Regions from separate parts of the Homo sapiens genome. Here region 1 is linked to region 2. A link is a loop called in an ENCODE intact Hi-C map of the cell type or tissue named here. Cell type or tissue: mammary epithelial cell. All regions are shown on one strand. Links, peaks and the distances in the headings refer to the core of each region. The heading gives the core; the rest is flanking DNA.

Region 1 (5,380 bases), core at 103-5,102, 220 kb before region 2:
AGAGTCCCCGAGCTCACATTTGAATCTGTTTATTTCTTTTTCTTTTTCATTTAAAATGACATCCAATGTCATTGTTTTTGATGTTGATGGTTTGCTTTGAGAAGGCAGAACTGATTTTTTATAAAAAGGAGAGTCTGAAGTATTTGAATATAACAAGTAGGTTGGGGGAAAGAATCCAGTGCCGTTGGCTTTGCCTGGGAGAACTTGCTTCCCTCCTGCATCTGAGTGAAAGTCCCCTTTTGTTTCTGCCCTTCCCAATGATGACAGAAGCCCTTCGCTTCCAACATGTCCCTCTGGCATATTAAGGAAGTTTCTGTAGCGAGGATGAGCCACCAACTGAATCTGGAGGTCTAGATATAGGAAAAGGAAACCACAAAGATGTCACCCAAGAACTCATCTAAATGATGGGATTACATTTGCCTTTTGTGCCTCTTTGTTTTACATGCAGTTTCTGGCCTTTGTTTCTCGATAATCAACGAAAGCTAGAGAAGAACCCCAAGCTCTCACTTGAGTCTTAGAAATTCTACCGATTTATTTTGATTTATTACTATTAATCAGAATTATACCTTTCTGCATAAAATAAGCATTTTTTAGTTTATTTTCTTCTTCATAACACTGGTATGTCCAGCAATGGGGTTAAACTTCAAAAAAAAAAAAAAAAAGATACCAGCATGGAAGAGAATAAAGTAACCAATGGTATTCATGCAGTTAAAAGACTTACAGTCTTTGTGATAACGGTGACATGATTCTTCAAACACCAAATAAGGGGCTGGGCATGGTGGCTCACACCTGTAATCTTAACACTTTGGGAGCCTGAGGCGGGCGGATCACTAGGTCAGAAGATGGAGACCATCCTGGCTAACACAGTGAAACCCCACCTCTACTAAAAATACAAAAAATTAGCCGGTCATGGCAGCACGCGCCTGTAGTCCCAGCTACTCAGGAGGCTGAGGCAGGAGAATCACTTGAACCTGGGAGGCAGAGGTTGCAGTGAGCCGAGATCGTGCCACTGCACTCCAGCCTTGGCGACAGAGCAATACTCCATCTCAAAAAAAAAAAAAAAAAAAAAAAAAAAAAAACCACCAAATCAGATACTCTACTTATCTTCTTTTTCTTTACCGACACCCAAGTACATTTGGAACACTGACAAGAAGCATCTTTTATACCTGAAATAAAACAGGGTAATAACCATAAACTGAAAAGCACTGGGATTTGAACCAACGGCCAGCCCATTCCCAGCCCACTTAGTCTATGTCAAGTAAGGTTTGTGATAATGAATGAATGAGTTGTAATCATTGTTTTTTACCCTCAGGCTGTGTCTGCCTATAGTATGTAACATTAGAAATGAAGACATCTATCATGTTTAGTAGAAATACACATGATCAAATCCCAAAAAGAAAATACTTTTCTCTGAAATATCCAGATAAGTCATGGGGAAGTGGTTTAGGTGGTTTGAATTATCCGCTTAGTTGACTTTCCTCACCTCCTTGCATGAGCATATACAATCCAATTGCTTTATGTTTACTCATCATTTGCTACAATGTCTGGAGCAGGGTACTGAGATGAAAAATACAACAGACAACAGACATGGTACTTGGACCAATCACCATATCCACCTTGCTAGCTTGTCCTCTACTTCATGTGCTCATAGTAAATCCTTCCTAGTCACGCTCTCATGCCGTGGATATAGCAATACCCACCTCCTCCAACAATTCATCCATTGATGCCATTATCCATTGTTTATGACATTGTAACCACAGTAATGAATTGATATATCTTGATCTTTGAAATGCTTAGACAGGAGGCCACACATTATAAGAAAACAACAGTGTCAAGACTCAGTTCTATTCAGCAGGGGTTAGAAGTGGATATTGTGCAGAAAAATGCATTAAAGTTGAAGGGGGGGATTGTTTAACATGATGGTTTTAAAGACATAAACAATTATGGTGGGCAATAACTCCTTCCATCAGAAGATGGTAAAGACGCCCTACTTAGGCCAGGGTTGCTGGTGGTGTTCCAAGTCGTGCTACCAACAGGAAACACTAGGGGTCACCATGTCAATACCAGTGTCCCAGCTCCATGGCCCTCCAGAACGCCTACCATCAAGAGTCCTGGGCTCCCTGCTCATCCAAGGAATGCCACTTAGTGCCTTTCATGTGGCATGGGACCATTTGCAGTTATTTCAAGCATGGCTGAAATAGTGAGGTAGAGTCCTCTCAAAACCTCCTTCTGGTGAATGGTATTTTTTAAGTGCCACCTACACGTATGGGTCTATTATTTGGGCTAGATGTCATTATAAGGAGTGGACAGACCAGTCATTCAAATATGGCACATTTTCATTCCATAGCTACATGGGATTCCAACTCAGATGTTCTGCTAAAGCCAGATTCTCTCAAACCAGGAGAACACTTTTTTTTTTTTTCTGGCCAGGATGGACACTACTGTTGAGTGTTAAGCACAAAATTAATGTTTCCCTTGTCCTTTGTTTCTCAACTCTATGTTTTCAAGCCCCAGTTCAGAATTATTTTTCAGAGAAGAAATGTAAGCAGTTGTCTATGATCTACAAATATGGCGTCACTAGGCTGTATCGAAGTCCGTAGCCATCAGGATGGGAAATTGCTAACCCAAGTCCACAGGGAGCTCCCAAGCTCACTGTGATATGATTTCTGCGCACTCCTATTGCAGTCTTGAGGAAAATCTGGCCCTCCCCACCACCCCAAGGAGGAAGCTCTAGATATCCCATTCGGGGTAGAGCTTCTGAAGCTTGGGATTAATTAAAGCAGTTGAAGACCTGTGAAGAGCAATTAAACTGCACCAACCCCCACCCATCCCCCCTCCAAAAAAAAAAAAAAACTATTTCAAGAGAAACAGATGGCACTTGATAATAATGGTAAGATCACAGCCTAGATAAAGTACACTTCTAAGTCAAAATTAATTTTACAGCTTCTGGTGTTTTACACATTCTCTTTGTTTCTGTTTCATTAACTTACTGAGTACCTAATATGTACACGGCATGTGTGTTAGGCAATGAGGGAGATACAAAGATATACACGTATAAAGATGGTAACTAGTGGTTGCTACATTATCTTTCCTCTCTGCACCATTGGTGTAACTGCCTGACCCAAATCCATCTCTTCTGCAACCACCGCTTCTCTCCCACCTGTTCAGTCAGGCCCCTCACTCTCTCTAGCACTTCCTGCCGTTCCTGATTCCCCTTCACCAACCTTTACCTGTCCTATTTTTTTTGCTTTCTAGCCACTTAAATTGGATATAATAGTAAAGACACAGGCCAGGCGTGGTGGCTCACGCCTGTAATCCCAGCACTTTGAAAGGCCAAGGCAGATGGATCACAAGGTCAGGAATTCAGGACCAGCCTGGCCAATATGGTGAAACCCCGTCTCTACTAAAAATACAAAAACTAGCTGGGTGTGGTGGTGCATGCCTGTAGTCCCAGCTGCTCGGGAGGCTGAGGCAGAAGAATCACTTGAACCCAGGTGGCGGAGGTTGTAGTGAGCCCAGATCACACCACTGCAGTCCAGCCTGGGTGACAGAGCAAGACTCCATCTCAAAAAAAAAAAAAAAAAAAAAAATAGTAAAGACACAACCATATTTTGTAGTATTTCTGTATCTTCTCTGTACTTAATTTTCCAAACAGGTATTTGTTTCCCTAAGAAAAGAAAATGCAGATATTTGATTTTTTCGGAAAAAATCAGTTTTTCCTGTGGGTTATCAGCCCTTAATAGAAAAAACAAAGGGTCCTCCCCTTCTCCCTTTTCCAAACCATATTCATGGTTTGGTGAGAAAGTGATTTAAGAAATTTCCATGTGGCAAATTAATTTTGCAAAGCCAATGGTATAGAAGTAGAGAAATAAATCAAGAACATGCAAAAGGTGGTATTTGTTAAGTAGGTATTTGGAGAGACTTGAAATATGCTTCTGTCTAACCTGAAAATGAAACTCTTGTGGGTCTAACCCTTAATTCCTACCAAATTATAATGAGGTCATCCAGGTAGAATCCTAGCGAAGGGTATGTTTGCTATTATTTGTTTTTTGATTCAGGTTCTTGCAAACCCTAGCCTATAAACACCATACTTAAGAGAGTTCTTCATAAAACTTAAAATAAGGAAACTTCCACTATTAACTGAGAGGTTCATGACTTTGACCTTCCATTTCTCCAGAATTAGGAATTCTTAACAAAGTGACTCTTGGCTATTCACAATTGCCATGGAAATAGAGGCAAAGAGAAAGTTTCTCCAGGATTCTCTCAGAGCAGTGTGAATTGGGTGTGGACAAAAATTGCAATGACATGCATCAAAGGCATACCACTCAAGAAAAAGATTTATGAAGCCTAGCTTGGGTTCAATTATATCATACATTTTCTTTCTTTTTTGGACCTCTAGTTGACGTAACCATAATATAATTTTATTATACCAGATACTTTTCCTTACTATATCCAAAACTGTACTTGGATGATCCTGGTGACCTAGCAAGTAAGAAGGCAATAAGGTTGGATGCAGTGGCTCATGCCTGTAATCCCAGCACTTTGGGAGGCCAAGGTGGGAGGATCACTTGAGCCCAGGAGTTTGAGACCAGCCTGGATAACATGGTGAAACCCCATCTGTACTGAAAATACAAAAATTAGCTGGGGGTGGTGGTGCACGCCTATAGTGCCAGCTACTCTGGAGGCTGTGGTGGGAGGATTGCTTGAGCCTGGGAGGTCGAGGCTGCAGTGAGCCATGATCGCACCACTGCACTCCAGCCTGGGTGACAAAATGAGACCCTGTCTCAAAATAAATAAACAAAATAAAGGAAGGCAATAAAATAAAATAAAAAAGAAGTTCCTAAACCGGGGTCTATGAACCCCAGCAATTCCATGGATGGGTTGGAACACCCTGAAGATATATGTGAAGTTTAGGGGCATATGTTAACTCTTCAGCAGAGAAAGTTCATAACATTTGTCATACAAGCCGTGGCCCTCAGAAGCTTAAGAACCCACTGGACTAGAGGGTCCTAGCGAGGTCTTTCAGAAACGAATCAGGCTTCATCACTGCATGGACCACAAACATTTGACTCATGACGATTATACTGTCACTACATCTTGAGTGTATACCATGTGCCAGGGCATGGTTTAAGCATGTGGTGCATACTTACACAATCCTTATCAGATGGGAATTCCTATTATCCCCACTGTACAGCTGAGGATGCTGAAACACAGAGAGGCAGGCGGCTTCCCAAGGACATAGGAGGGAAAGTGGCAGAGTTAGAATATGACCAGGGTCTGGCCCCATAGTCTGTGGGGTTTAACAAACTGCTTCACCACTATGCAGTACTGCCTCTTGACTAAAGGCTCCTCCCAGACAGGGGTTGTCCCCTTTCAAAAC
Region 2 (5,380 bases), core at 114-5,113:
TGATTGTATTGTATTTTATTTTGTTTGAGACAGAGTCTCACTCTGTCTTCCAGACTGGAGTGCAGTGGCACGATCAGCTCACTGCAACTTCTGCCTCCCGGGTTCAAGTGATTCTGCTGCCTCAGCCTCCTGAGTTAGCTGGGATCACAGGCGCCTGCCACCATGCCCGGCTAAGTTTTGTATTTTTAGTATAGAGGGTGTTTCACTATGTTGGCCAGGCTTGTCTTGAACTCCTGACCTCCAGTGATCCGCCCACCTCGGCCTCCCAAAGTGCTGGGATTACAGGTATGAGCCACCACACCTGGCCCTGATAGGGTTTTAAGCTTTGGAATTTGGAAGTCTTTCAAACAAACTCAGAGTGCCAGCAGAATCCATGCCCCCTTCAGTCTGTCTCAAAGCCCTTGCGTCCTGGTGGTAGTTCTTGCTGCCGGTTCACTTTACCCTAAGAAAGAGAATCGAGATAGGAGCAACTCTCTGGGCCTCTAGGATTTGAGGACTACTCATGATGAAATAAACCTCTCAAGCCTTCAGTCTAGTGCAGTGAGTTATCTAGGAGGGAATTCAGTGATGGGGTCTCTGTGCATAGCATGCCTCCACCAGATAGGAAGTTGGGTGGAAGCTTAGTACGCACATCCCAAAGGGGTCTCTCGAGGGTGCCCAGTCAAGGCATGGGGAAGACCCCGTGTACGATTTTGCTTTTGCAGTAGGCATCCCCTTTTCATGCCTTTACCAATGTCTCTACCTTACAGTGGCCATTACTGCTTTGTTGAGTGTCCCTTTGGCTTCCCACTGCTTGAAAAGCTCTTTATGCCAGCAGGCCAGGGATATCTGAAGAACTCGCTGTGCCCGTGTTGGTGAGAGGCTGTGTGTGTGTGTGTGTGTGTGTGTGTGTGTGTGTTGCCCTATCAGTGAGCCTCCAAAGGGCAATCCTTGTTTGTTTTGTCATGGTGCCAGTTCCGGAGCCTCGTGCCAGAGCAAGCTGCCGATGGTGAGCCCACCGAGTGGTTTTCTTCCTGCCGAGAGGAAAACACACTCCTTGTTTCAGAGTCATTTTGGAGATAACTGCTGTGGGAAACTTTCCTTCGCCCAAGGCCAGCTCTCACCTCACCCTTACAGGTTTTCCCCATTGTCCTGTGTGTGCCATTTGGCGGAATCATTGCGAGGACGTACCTCTGTCCAGCAACGTTGAATGGTGTTTCCCAGGTGCTCTAATTAGCTGCCACAGGCCCAGAGAAAAGCAGCTGTACCATGTTCTTCATTTGTTCTCAGGTAGATTCGATGTGAATAAAAGAAAACTTAAGGCTCCTGGCTGCTTCTGCCTGCATTCCCCAAACTGCCAAGTGCAAAGAATCTGACCAAGTTCATTTCTCTTGGGTTTGTGCAGCCTTGAATGATAGCACTTACTTCTGTTCCAATTAGTGTTCTGCTGACTAAGAGCTACCTAATAGGAACTTAGGAACCATAGTAGACTCATCTTTCTATTAAACTAGTGAACCCGGCTTTGATAGCCCTTCCCAGGAAGCGGGAACCCAGGGGTTCACTTGCATGTAGTTCATACCTGATTTTTTCTCCTTCCGAGTAGAGTTTTTTTTTGGAGACAAAGTCTTACTCTGTCGCCCAGGCTGGAGTGCAGTGATTTCGATCTCTGCTTACTGCAACCTCCACCTCCCAGGTTCCAGCAATTCTCATGCCTCAGCTCCCCAAGTAACTGGGATTACAGGCGCCCACCACTACGCCTGGCTAATTTTTGTATTTTTAGTGGGTTTCTCCATGTTGGCCAGGCTAGTCTTGAACTCCTGACTTCAGATGATCCACCCGCCTTGGCCTCCCAAAGTGCTGGGATTACAAGTGTGAGCCACCATGCCTGGCCAATAGGCGAGGATTTTATTGGCCAAGTACAACTTGAGCTTGTGCTTCTTTAAGGATATCCCAGGTTTGGATGAGTGTTGAGGAAGAGAAAGGCTATTCAAAGGGCCTGGGGTTGTGGGAACAGAGTTGATAATGCATCAGAATGCAGAGATGATGGGGAGGAATCCTAGTTGGAGGGAAACGACACAGGTGATTGAATGGTAGTGTTAGTGGTAGATCTTGGGGTGATTTGAAACCGCTCTGGAGAGTTTCAGTTTGAATGTGTTTTGGTAGTTGTTTCTTGGATGGGGAAGGATGGGGATGAACATGATATTGGGAAAGCCAGACTGATCTTTCCTTTCTGTTTTCTGCAAAGATGGCACCAAAAGTTCCTTCCAGAGAGACCAGGGCCGACAGTGAGGGGGCAGTGTCCTTTGGACATGTTGAGCCATGCTGAGTCTTGGTTGGTGGGACACTAGGCATGTACAGACATCTTCTGGTCTTCTGAAAGTATGAGACACATATTCAAGTGCCAAGTCAGGAATGGACATTTTTGCTTTGGGAGTCAGCTCGTAATTTCAGTAATTGAAACCGCAGAAGTAGTTAAGGTAGCTGATGTACAGAGTTAAGAGCAGAGAGCCAAGGGGGAAGAGTACAATGACGCTTAAATACCTACAGGAGAACAGGGAGGAGAGATGTCTGTGAGTTGAAATGATAAAAGAATTTTATCGAATAAGTGGAAAATGTACCCATGGAGAGCTGTAGGAATGGGGAGAGGACAGGCAATGTAGAGATGACAGAGGTGGGAGGAGGGCCAGAATATGTCAGAAGTGAAGTGGGGGAAGATTTCAAGGAGTAGAGGGGGAAGCAGTTTTGAATGCAGGGGAGATTGAAGCTTAAAGTAGAGGAGGAGGAACCATTGACCAAGACCAGGAGGACACCGATGACTTTGGACAGAGGACAGAAATCTTGGCGACATAGTGCCTTCCCACCCTCCCGGAGCAGATACCCAGCCCTTCAGAGAGCTAGTCTTGTGCTCTGGGCTGGGGCTTGACATCCATATGTATTTTTATTGTGCCGCATAGTTGGTTCCACTGCACAAGAAAGCTTGAAAATGATTGATGCAGTTTGGCCCTTTATAATCACATAAAGGAGGGGGACTTCACTTGAATACAGGAAAATTGATGTGGAGCAAATGAAGCAGTGGACAGAGTCCACTCTTTGGATGGAGTTGAGATCTGAAGGACAGAGAACATCTTCTGAACTGGCAGTGTAAGTAGGTCAGACTCTCTCCTGTCCAGGAGCTTATAGGATGGTGGACTGGTAGGAACTCAAGGGGGAGGGATCACCAGTCAAATTCTGCAAAACCCTTTCATTACTCACTCAGAAAAGGACAACACACACCTGCCATAGAAATAACAGGCAAGGCCGGGCATGAATGCTCACACCTGTAATCCCAGCACTTTAGGTGGCCGAGGTGGGTGGATCACCTGAGGTCAGGAGTTCAAGACCAGCCTGGCCAACATGGTGAAACCCTGACTCTACTAAAACTACAAAAAATTAGCCGGCCGTGATGGTGCACACCTGCACCTGTAATCCCAGTTGCTTGGGAGGCTGAGGCAGGAGAATCGCTTGAATGCAGGAGGTGGAGGTTGCAGTGAGCTGAGATCGCCCCATTGTACTCCAACCTGGGCAGCAGGGTGAAACTCCGTCTCAAAAAAAAAAAAAAAAAAAAAAAAATTAATAGGCAGTTCACAAAAGAAATGTAGACTGCCAGTAAATATCCATAGATGGGTTCTGTCTTATGAGTAAAGAATGTGAGTTAAAATGAGATGCCATTTCTTGCCTGTCAAACGGACTTTTAAAAATAACAAAGTAAATACCCACTGTTGATGAGGGTGCAGGAAAACTGGTGCTCACACACCAGTGCAAGCAGGAGTGGAAAGGACTTTCCTGGGGGACAGTTTGGCACGTTCCAGAGGGCCTTAAATGTTCCTAGCATTTGAGTCAGCAACTCTACTTCCAGAAATGCATCCTAAGGCAATACAGACACAACGTCATGAGTAAGAGCCTAGTTTTAGAGTGGTAAGGGAGGCTTACCTACTTTCAAAGGCCGACTAAACTAGCATGCAGCTTGGGCAAGGTACTTAACTCTCTAAGCCTCAGTTTCCTCACCTGTAAAGTGGGCTGCCGCAAGGATCAAACAAAACAACATGTTCAGAAAAATAGTGCTCAAAACCATGCTTGATTCAACCAGGTGGACAGTAATGGAGCTACTACTTGGTTTGTTGTTTTTGTTGTTGTTGTTATATGTGTACAAAGATTTAAGGGCCCTTATTGCAAAATGAACAGCAAAATATTGGGAATTGTTTAAATGTCTAATAATAGCATTTGGTGGAAATTATGCAATGTGTATAAGATATAGTATCTATATAGCCATTAGTTTTAACTTATGAAGAATATTGAATGGCATAGGAAAAATTTCATACTAAATTAGGTTAAAAGGGCGGCCTACATAAACAGCAGCGTGATCCGAGGTAGGTAAGGAAAATCTGTATCTGTAAACGTGCAGAGGAAAAAAGCCCGAAAAACTACCTACCAGTGGTTCTCTAGCTGGTGGAATTGTCAGTGATTTTAACTTTAGCTGCTGAGTCTTTTTGTACATATCCAAATTTTTAAAATAATGAACTCCCACAACTTTAATCATAAGACATGATTTAACATAAATTTGACATCATGACATGCCAGATTGAAACTGTAATGGGCCAGATGGCACGTTTTTACATTGTCTCCTAGCTTTTGCCCTATAATCCCAATAGCAAGAGTGGAGAGAGAGTAGAAATAGGATCTTGGAGAGGGACTTTGAGGAAATTGGGAGGAGATGAAAAAGCCTTGAGTGCTGGCAAAGGAAACACATAAGTGTTGGTTATGGTTAGTGTCAGAAGGTGTCCGGTTTAGCCGGGAAAGTGCCAGAAGATGGGTGAAGGTTGGGGTTGTGAGCTGCGGGCTTGCAAGGTAGGAGAGGTGGGTTGGTACAGTCAGGTAAAGCAATGGTATTTGGTGAAAGGAGGTTCTGCTGCAAATCCGGGAGGGGATCCGTGCTCTATGGTAATTAAATCCAAGTCAGGAGCACCAGTCAAGCCAGTCATGGGCACACGATGCTTGTCTTTCTTGTTGTGGAAATGGTGGAAAGGCCTCCACGTGACTCAGGGTAGAGACTTACGTACTCAAGTGTGAGATACAGTTACTATAGCTGTTTAAATTGCCCCAAATCCCTTTTTAGAACAAGGCAGAGCATAAATAATAGCTGGTTTGTCTTGCTTTTTATTATTATATTCATGGGTTTGGTTTTGATTCATGGTGGTTGAACTCTGAGTATGTTTACATATATAGTAAAAAAAAAAAAAATCTTTTTTAATTCCTCTAAGTACACACAGACTGGGTTCCTAGACCTGCCTCCGCTGTCACGACTCTCTCCTGTTGCCCTCCACGACTCCACTGTAACCAGAATATCATGGTGGTTGTGGATTCC

Evidence for each region. A loop is a pair of places that touch in the nucleus more often than their neighbours do. Peaks named below come from ENCODE experiments on the same cell type or tissue, not always from the same donor. Only the 100,000 strongest peaks of a DNase experiment are listed, where the experiment ranks them.
Region 1: a loop joins it to region 2, with 4 times the contacts of the local background. A loop is called at or near these places in 4 of 110 quality-filtered maps.

What each region holds. Positions count from the first base shown.
Region 1 is chr16:73,193,624-73,199,003 of GRCh38, reverse strand. It overlaps a transcript of ZFHX3 not described here. Among named protein-coding and RNA genes, the nearest start is that of ZFHX3-AS3, 36 kb to the left of the region's middle. RefSeq lists an enhancer at 1,838-2,339. In mammary epithelial cell, for the core only: a CTCF peak has its summit at 2,043 (motif pointing right); no DNase peak of the experiment used is centred there.
Region 2 is chr16:72,970,087-72,975,466 of GRCh38, reverse strand. The region is part of intron 1 of ZFHX3 (zinc finger homeobox 3); the gene reads left to right. Among named protein-coding and RNA genes, the nearest start is that of ZFHX3, 75 kb to the left of the region's middle. In mammary epithelial cell, for the core only: no CTCF peak of the experiment used is centred there; a DNase peak (open chromatin) is centred at 2,386; H3K27ac peaks cover 412 bases.